2 separate regions of the Mus musculus genome follow, and region 2 is linked to region 1. A link is a loop called in an ENCODE intact Hi-C map of the cell type or tissue named here. Cell type or tissue: left cerebral cortex. All regions are shown on one strand.

The links. A loop is a pair of places that touch in the nucleus more often than their neighbours do. Peaks named below come from ENCODE experiments on the same cell type or tissue, not always from the same donor. Only the 100,000 strongest peaks of a DNase experiment are listed, where the experiment ranks them.
Region 2: it touches region 1 in a loop (2.5-fold over the local background); 5 of 42 quality-filtered maps call a loop at or near these places.

What each region holds. Positions count from the first base shown.
Region 1 is chr19:53,224,703-53,229,702 of GRCm38, forward strand. It overlaps Add3 (adducin 3 (gamma)), which reads left to right. Exons shown (of 15, transcript NM_001277100.1): 3 at 1,889-2,027. Among named protein-coding and RNA genes, the nearest start is that of Gm52402, 18 kb to the left of the region's middle. In left cerebral cortex, no CTCF peak of the experiment used is centred here; DNase peaks (open chromatin) are centred at 2,190, 2,565 and 3,561; H3K27ac peaks cover 298 bases.
Region 2 is chr19:53,026,270-53,031,269 of GRCm38, forward strand. All of the region lies in intron 1 of Xpnpep1 (X-prolyl aminopeptidase (aminopeptidase P) 1, soluble), which reads right to left. Among named protein-coding and RNA genes, the nearest start is that of Xpnpep1, 9.8 kb to the right of the region's middle. In left cerebral cortex, a CTCF peak has its summit at 2,897 (motif pointing left); DNase peaks (open chromatin) are centred at 4,220 and 4,528.

The sequences.
Region 1 (5,000 bases):
ATGTTTTGTCAACTGTATGAAAAGGCTACGGGTATGGTTATTTACATTAAAAATAGCTTTCTTCCATCCAGAGAGTGCCCCACTCGGGGATCCATCCCATATGTAGTCACCAAACCCAGACACTATTGCTGATGCCAAGAAGTGCTTGCTGACAGGAACCTGATATAGCTGTCTCCTGAGAGGCTCTGCCAGAGCCTGACAAATACAGATGTGAATGCTCATAGCCAGCCATGAGACTGAGCATGGGGTCCCCAAGAGAGGAGTTAGGGAAGGATTGTAGGAGCTGAAGGGGTTTGCAACCCCATGGGATGAACAACAATATCAACCAACCAGACCCCCAGAGCTCCCAGGGACTAAACCACCAACCAAAGAGTACACATGGAGGGACCCATGGCTTCAGCTACATTTATAGCAGAGGATGGTCTTGTCAGGCATCAATGGGAGGAGAGGCCCTTGGTCCGGTGAAGGCTCAATGCCCCAGTGTAGGGGGGAGTGCTAGGGCAGTGAGGCAGGAGTGGGAGGGTAGGTGGGGGAGCACCCTTATAGAAGCAGGTGGAGCAGAGATGGGATAGGGGGGTTGTGGAGGGGAAAATGGGAAAGGGGATAACATTTGGAATGTAAATAAATAAAATATCCAATGAAAAAATTGCTTGCTTTGTAACCTATAGAAGCCATTTAGACATAAAAGGGACATCATCTTTGATGTCAGAGATACTGTTACACCCTCCCATGACATCATAGATAAGCCAGAGCTTTAGGGTGGTGCTTGCTATATTGTGGGTTATATAGAAGTGAGAACATTTTTACCAACAAAAAGAGCTTGTGTCTGTGTCCTTACCCCTGAGATTTATTACCTGTGTGAGTTTGAAGAACCTTGTGAAGATAATATTGGCTCAGCTAGCAGAAATTTCTGATCACCTTAACAAATGCTTAGAACTCTATTAAGCAACAAGTTGTTCTTTAGTCAGTCCGCTGAGCAGGTTTTCCTGAATCATGTGTGTTCCCTGGGAGATTAGATAAACTTTAACCCATTTCTAGCAAATCTGTACAACTTTACAGTGTACGCCCAATACCTTCACCTCATTCCTGTTCTGACTGACCTCCTGGGTTCTGACTGACCTCCTGGGTTCTGACTGACCTCCTGGGTTCTGACTGACCACCTGGGTTCTGACTGACCTCCTGGGTTCTGACTGACCACCTGGGTTCTGACTGACCATCTGGGTTCTGACTGACCTCCTGGGTTCTGACTGACCTCCTGGGTTCTGACTGACCTCCTGGGTTCTGACTGACCTCCTGGGTTCTGACTGACCACCTGGGTTCTGACTGACCTCCTGGGTTCTGACTGACCTCCTGGGTTCTGACTGACCTCCTGGGTTTCTTTTTCACATTAGCTTGACTTCCTTGCCTATGTTTATTTTTGTTGGAAACTATCTTCAAATCTTCTTGGAAGGCACTGAATAACAGACCATGTCCCCCTCTCAGAGCTGATATATAAGTGACATATATCATAGGTAGTGTACTTTTTTTTAACCGAATCAAAGAATTATAGCTGCTTTAAACTGAGCATTTAAAATGGCCGGTTACCATGTGTCCACGTTTGGTCCATAATTACAGGAAGTTCAGTGAGGCTATCTGGAGATTTCCTTTTCAGCCTTTAGTGTGGTAAAAAGATGATGTGCCTGTCTACTGTAGATCTTAATTTCTTTGATGGTTTTTTCTCCCTTAAGAGCTCTTGCTACCCATTATCTTATGTTTCATATTTTATTGTCAGCAGCACAGTAAACCCTCAGAAGAGGCTTAGGAGAAAGAGTGTTTTCACAGGGCAAGGTTGCAGCCTCCTGACCCACGTGAGATGTCTGTGCTCAGGAGCTTGTTTTGTGTATTGCAGGCCTTTCGGGAAGACCTGGAATGCCTCATCCAAGAGCAGATGAAGAAAGGCCACAACCCAAGCGGCTTATTAGCGTTACAGCAGATTGCGGATTACATCGTGACCAGCTCCTTCTCGGGCTTCTCCTCGCCCTCCCTGAGTACGCTTGCTCTCCCCGTTGGGATGCTTGCTTTCCTCTGCTGCAGAGCACTGTGCTCCTTAGCAACGTGTTCCTGTTCAGCTATAGGACGGATAAGTAGGTCTGGTGCTACCGCCTGCAGGACCAGCGCTCAGCAGTGACGGCAAAGGGTCATGAAACCAAGGCCAGCCTGGGAAAAGTAATGAAGGCCACAAGAGGTCTAGAGATGTTGTTCAGTGGCTGGTACTACTCACAAGGCCATAGGCTCAGTCCCCAGTACCTTTTAAAGGCTACTAACATCTGATACTTAGAGTAGCATATGAGCCAGCCACTGAGGAAGCTTTTCAAGCCTTATTAAAATACTGTAAGGCATGGTCACTCTCCCAGATGGATGTATAATTTAATTAACCCTGGAGGACCAGTGTAGTAATCTATGATTTTTTTTTTTTTTTTGACTCACAGTTTCCAAGTGGATTCAGTCCACCACGGCAGCAAAGGCAACCCAGCTCTGCCTGTGAGATGAGAGCCGCAGACGGCAGCTCCTCACACACACACACACACACACACACACACACACAGCACAGCACAGGGAGCAGACAGAGAGTGGGCCTGCCCCTGGTGGCCTACTTCTCAGCAGCTGCAACACTTCCAAAGGTTGTATAGCCTTCACGATAGGGCGCAAACTGGAGACCACGCATTCAACATATAATCCGTTAGTGAACATTTCAGAATCAAGCCATAACAAGAACTGTAGAAGAAAATGTTCAAAAGCCATTCACAAGAAATTGTCCGTTCCCCTTTTCCTATGGCCTCATGTTGATTGTTGTGTGAAGAAAACTGACGAAGGAAGGAAGAGGGCCAGGTAGTCAGATCTGGAAGGGTGTGCTTCTGAGAGCATCGTATAAAGGACCAGGCGTTTTACTCATTGTGTAGCTCATTGCTAAGAGCAGCAATTTGTGTCTCTGAACTCCCTGGAAGTGCTAAGACCATGGGCTGGACGTTCTAGTGTTTCAGCTGTAACCATATTCAGAGCCTTTGCAGTGGCGGGCAGGTGCAGAGGCCACATAGGGCCAGCAGACAGCCTCACGGAAGACTCAAGAGATAAGGGGCTTTTCTTTGTTTTATGTATCCCCGCTGTCTCTTTCTTTTGTTGATAGAGATTTCTAAGTCATATTTTATTGAATGTAAGTCTTTTCTAAACACTTGAGACCCAACAGTAGGAGGGTGCCAGGTGGGGCGTTTGTAGAACTCCAAGGGCACCATTGCCTTGGGCCTGAGGGTCCTGGGGTAGCAATCTAGGGAAAGGACGTAGATCCGACTGAAAAGACTCTTCACTGTTAGACCCAAGCAGCTGCCAGCAGAGAAAGTGAAAGCCCGAGTGAAGAGGATTAGTGGCTGCTGTTCTGCATGAGTGCCAGGCAAGGAAAGGAAACTGAGTCAGATCATTGAAAGAGAGAGGCCCGTGCCTGCATCAGCTGTGTAGTTGTGGGTCTATGAGGGAGGAGAACCCTAGAGAGCTTAGAGGCAGACCAGACCTGCTGGGTACAGGCGCGTGAGTCACCTAGCTTGCAGAGACACAGTCTGCCAGCAGAAACAACAATTCAAAGCTAGAGCTATTTTAAGCACTCTGTTACAGTGGGCATTTGTACTAAGCACTGTTGTACTAAGCACTGTTGTACTAAGCACTGTTGTAGAGACAAGGACTACACAGGCAAGATTCTCTTTCCCTTGGAGTTAGGAAATTACACTAAATAAAGCAGGTGATCAGACAATAGGGCATTGCCATGCCAAGAATTACAGTATGGTGATGTGCTTGGAGAGTCTGGGTAGTACATACATGAGGTCATCCTGGTAAGGAACCAAATCGGAAAGAAGTGGGGATTTGATTGGGCTCTTCAGGGAGCAGAAAGATAGCGGCCTGAGTGCCCTCTGAGGGGACAAATAGAGCAGAATTAGACAAGAGCAGAGGCAGGGCACATGATATTTAAATGTGTTGTGATGTCATCATGGCCTGCTTTGGAAGTTGGCATCTTGTTGCTACCATAGTGGGAAAACATTTTTAAATTGGAGTGATTTTTAAAGGCGCACTAGATTTTCTGTGCAAGAATGAACTTGAAGATTTCATAGAATTAACAAGAAAACTAGGAAGAACCAGGGTTTAGGATCTAGTTTGGTTTGGGAAATGAAAGAAACTTGTGGCATGTTTGCTTTGAGTTGCTGAGATGCCACAGCCATTGAAAATGCAGTTGAGTGCTTAGGAGAGTGTCTTGCAGGCAGATCCAGAGAAGTGCCACCCAGGCCACTGTACCACATGGGGAAGGGACTAATGCAGACTCGCCCCTCTGAGCATCCTAGTTCCACATCAGGAACATGTTTGTGGTTATAGGTGACAAAACATGGTAGCAGGAAAGCCATATCCCATATCCCAGGAGTGACTAGAAGTCAGGAAGTGCAAATGGACCCATTTGGAAGATTTTTGTGGCAGTGTGAAAACAGAGAAGTTATGTAAGAAGTAGAAGTTATGTAAGAATAAAATAATGGTGACTATAAAAATTTATTAAAAATTAAAGTATTTTAGCTGGGCACAATGGCTCATGCCTTTAATCTCAGTACTTGGGAGGCAGAGGCAGGCAAATCTTTGAGTTCAAGGCCACCCTGGTCTACAGAGTGAGTTCCAGGATGGTTAGGGCTACACAGAGAAACCCTTTCTCTGAAAAATTGTTTTTAAGTATTTTGTTTGGCCTATACATGATTGAAACTGTTTCTTTGGAGTAGTTTGCAATATTGCAAATTTTGATGATCTCTTACTTTGAACCTACCATTTATTTTATTTTTGAGACAGGATCTCATGTTGATCTCATGTTCAAGCTGGCCTTGAACTCATTATATAGTCAAAGATGACCTTGAACTTGTGATCTTGCTTTCTCCACCTCCCAAGTGCACAGGCTATAGGAATGTACTACCACACACCACCAATTGGGTTTCTCTTTAAAA
Region 2 (5,000 bases), 200 kb before region 1:
ACGGATGGAGAGATGCGTAACACGGCATAACCAGGCAGCACTCACGACCTCATTGCGGCTGTGGTTATCCTCACAAGGCCTGCACAAGACTGGACCAGTGGACAGGTCTGCATGGATAAGGCCTGCCCACCTCCCGAGAGACTACTGGCAGCTGGTTTCTGGGTGTTAACTCTCTTCAGTGATGTAGCCACTGATAGCTTCATTGTAGCCTATGCTTCAATAGATAGTATCTCACCCAAACTTGTGCGAGCAACTCTTAACCTAAATGGATTACACGTAACACAGAGAAAGAAGGTGTGAGAACAGGAGGTAACTTCATGAAGAAAGTCTTCAACGAGAAAGTGGGGCGTGAGAGGGATGGGCTGAAAATGCCTAAAACTAATTTTATAAATGGATGAGACTGTCAATCTCTTATATTTATTTATATGAATGCTTTACCTACACGTATGTATGTATGTATGTATGTATGTGTAATATGTGCATGCCTGGTGTTCTTGGAGGCCAAACGGTATCAGATCTCCTGGAATTGGACTTACAGCCAGCTGTGAGCTGAAAATCAAACTAGGTCCTAGCCCAAGCACTTAACCATTACGCCATCTCTCCAACCCCTGCTTGGTAGACTCCTCAAAAAGACCTTGACTCAACAGCTAGTGACATTATCCAACAGATAAGCCTTTTAGACACAGTCCTATGTCAACCTAACCAACGACTTCACGAAAAGCCAGTACTGCGTTATGGGCAAGCACTCGGCCCCCAGCCCCATGCATCACGAGCATAAAGCATGATTGGAGCGCTAGAGGGCAAGGTAGACAAGGCATTTGATTAAAGAAGGGCTGTTTGTTTGGGGGACTTGTTGTTGTGTTGCTGTTGTTGCTGGAATGGCACACTCGGCCTCCTGAGGTCCGGAAACTACGGGCACTGCCATCCCAAGCTCAAAGGATGTCCTTTCATTTCTAAATTACACTTGTTTGTCTGAGTGCCTATACGTGCACATACACGTGGAAGACAGGGCACCTTGCAGAAATCGGCTCTCCCTCCATGATGTGGGTTCCAAGGATCCAATTTACATCGTCAGACTTGGCAGCGAGCACCCTTACCCGCTGAGCCACCTCACCAGCCCTTCAATACATTCCTCCATAGGCATTTTAGCTTTGGGAGCAGCTCCGGGTTCACAACAAAAGTGCACGGTTCCCACACAGTCCCAGGCTGATCTAGAACTTACCACAAGTCGTGCTGGCCTCAAGCGCAGATATGTACCACCATGTCTGAGCATACAGTATTTTTGCTGACCCCCAAAGTCATCTTTGTTCAACTACCCGACTTTGTTCAACTCACTCTCCCCTGGGCCCTGGTCATCTCTGGCTTTCCTTACCATCTCCATAGCTAGCTTTTCCCAGAATGTCATTCAGCTGGAATCACACATAGCCTTTTCAGACTGGCTTCTCTCACTTACCAAGAGGAGGGTAAGAGTTCCGCATGCCTTTTCAGGGTGAGATATCTCAACTCTTTTAGTCTTGAATGATACTCCAATAACTAGCTGTACTGCAGCTCATCTGCCCCTCACCTGCAGAAAGGCATCTAGGCTGCTTCCAAGTTTGGGTTACTATGAATGAAGCTGCCACAAACAATTCTGTGCAGACACGGCTTTTGTGTGCACATACTATTTCAACATATCTGGGTAAAGACGAAGGAATGTGACCGCTCAGTTATACGACAAGCGTTTATTAGCATGCATATAACTGTCAAACTGCCCGGGCCAGGCTTCATCAGCAATGAACAAGAGTTCCTGTTGCTCTCTATCTTGGCCAGCAGTAGACACTGTCAGTGTTTGGGCTTTTGCAACTCATTGTAAACAAGTAATGAAAGATCATATTTACCCAGAAACAACCTGATGCACAAAGCTGTGCATAATGGGAAGTGCCAGGAGACAGCTCCGTCAGGGTTTCACGGACTGACAACCTGACTGCTGCAGCTTACCCACGGCTGCCCCTTGTGTCTGCTTCTCTGTCTTCAGCCACCAGCACCTGGGTTTTCATACCTCAGTACTTATGATGGCCTCAATAGATTCCCCCGTAGTGTAGCTCACGCTGGTTATACGACTCACTGAAACCCTACCAGTGCATTGTCAGCACAAGGACGACCTCACCAACTGGACTTTCAACTCTGGGGAGTCTCGGGGCAGAATTACTCAAGGGAAGGAGGATCACTGGAAACGGTCCCATCTGTCACCCGGTCATGTCCACGTTCCTTACAGGGCGGCTGCTTCCGAATCCTGTCTTCAGAGGGGCATTTTTCCCTGTCCTCAGCTACTTAGCCTGTATTCCCTCATGTGTGTCTCAGAGAAAGAGGGAGCCAAAATATCTGGTGGGAAGCCACTACTTAGGAGAACAAAGTAAAGGAATCGCAGGTTCCTGGCCAGTTTGGACAAATCGCTGATACTTACTCTACTTCAAAGTACAAAGAAAAGGGCGGCCGTGGATACGGCTCAGGGAAGGCTGCTTGCCTCGTATGCACTAGGCCCTAGAATCCATTCCTAGTACCACACACACACAAACACAAAAAGTACTTGGACTGCTATGGATCCGTCTTACAACTGAGGGTGTAGCTCAGTATTAAGCACTTGCCTAGTACCACAAGGCACTCGGTTCAATACACAGTCCTATTCCACTGCCCAGAAAAAAAACCAAACCGCCTCCATTCATACGTTAACACCTCCACGGATCCGAAGGGAAACCCGTTGTGAACTCAGATGAATACCAGCCCCTGAAAACCTGACTGTGACACTTTCTTGACTTTCAGAACAGATCTGTTATGCTTCTAAATCAAGCCCTGTCCCACTGTGGTCAGGGACCCCTCTATACTATTCCAGCCCTCTTGAACTCAAGAGCGCCCCCTACTGCAGCTTCCGAAGCTAGGACTACGGGAGGCCTAGGTTAACATTCTCACCTCGGACTCCTGTGGGGGAACTTCTGACTCAGCTGGTCCAGAGTGCAGCCTGGCCTAGGAAATTTATAAAGGCAAATATCTGGCAGAGTCCACCATACTTTCAAGATCATTGATTTTCTGACAGATTTTGGCCTGTATTTTAGGCACACTCCAACTGAAGGATTTCGTTGGCACCAACGGGGTGTTTACAAAACAGAATCAAAAGCATCAACGTTGGCAGTTGCTAACCTCACGGGCAAATTTAACATCGCCAACAGCAAGCATCTACCCCTCAGCTAAGAACTGAAAACGGTCAAGCCCAAGTGGGTTTGGTCAAAGTCATCTTCGGCTTCCTCCTCACTGTCTCCTCTCGGCCACACCCTGGCCTTCACCACGATTTCCTGCCTCCTCACTGCATCCCCCCTCTTGGATTGGCATGTCAGGCCTTCTTAGAACCCTGAGCATCTACTCCCACCCATGTATCTTCTGCCCCCAGTACTTCTCTCAACTTCCCTTACTGTGTTCTTAGCCTTCAGGCTCCTCACATTGGTTTTGGGTAAAATGTAGCGAGTTCTTTGTCATCTGTATCCTTGAACACCATGAAAAGACTCCCTAGAGTACAACCAACAGATAATGATTAAACCGCAACATCAGACAACCGTTGAGGTCAAGGGATTGTAGAACCAGAAGCCGCTCACCCAGAGACTACCACTGAGCTAAGGACAAGAGGAAGGATGGCTGAGTAGCCATGGCCGTGAAAAACACAGTCTATGAAGATGACTGAAGGCTGAAGAATTGACACTCAAGGTCAAAACCAGCAAAACTAGGCACCCAGGACCAGGATGGAAGTGGCAGGGAAGGGAAACTATTCTATGAGGATACCCATTACTAGAGAGAGTACCATTATACAATAAGCATTTTTATGAGTATCTACAATTATTAGAGTCTGACACAGAGTACACTAAGAAGAAATACAGTGGACTAAATGGTGTAATGCGTAGGTATCCTGCCGTTCCCTAAAGCGGAGACCACGCTGTTTCTCTATCCGTGCGTAACTGTGCACATTTAGATGGCTGCCTATCACAATGTTGTGTCTGTGATCTTTTCAGAAAAAGCTACAAAAACAGCAGTGAAATGAAAAGGAAAAAGTTAGAAGATGCTATATCAAAAACCTCACTCCGCATCCTTTATTTCTGAGAAACCCTAGCAGCAGCCAAGAGCTGAGCAGTGTGCAGGGAAGCTGAAAGCCAAGAGCAACAGAGCGGCCCATGATGTAACATTAGCCTCTACTGCCAGGTATTTTTAAATCATGACTTAAAGAGAATAACTCATTAAAAAGTGTCTTGCATATGAAAGAGGTTCTCAAACCCGAAGCCGTTGTCACCAACGCTTTTCCCTGCTCACAGCTCACTGCCCTCACTGGGTGGACTGCACTAAATATGACAATGTGGCACGCATGCAAGAGCTCAAGAAATGTGGGACCCTGGACCTGAAGCTCCAGCTCGGATTCCCACCCATCTTGTTATAAGAACAGAGGGCTGATGTCCTCCACTTTCAGCATCCTAGAGCCTGCCCAGATGCTCTGGTCTAGCGACAGCATGTGTCTCTACCTACATAGCTGAGACAGCCGAGGGCTTTACACACAAATACTTGTCACGATGATTCTTCCGAGGATGATTTTACTACTCCCATTTACAGGAACAGAGGTTGAAAGGAGTTAGGGAGGTGCCCAAGGCAGCTAAACCATCATGAGCCAGAACTCCAGGTCTATGCAATTCTCTAGTGTGTGCGCCATTCCCAGCATTCCTAGGGAACTGAAGAGCGTAAAGGAGCCCACAGGCAGCAGAACTGGTCCTTGGCCTCATCTCCAGCTGGCATCTGCCACTTAGCTCCCAGGATTCCCACCTCGGAATTTGGTTATTTGAGTCCTTCATCCCTTCTCCCTCTTTCTCCTACTTCCCTCCTCTCTTCATCCTAACCTAGCTCAGGATGAGCTGAGTAACTGTTTTCCTTGATGTAAAATTGCACACAATGCCAGGAGTCTTCCCACAGGTACTCGGTGGGTACACAGCCCC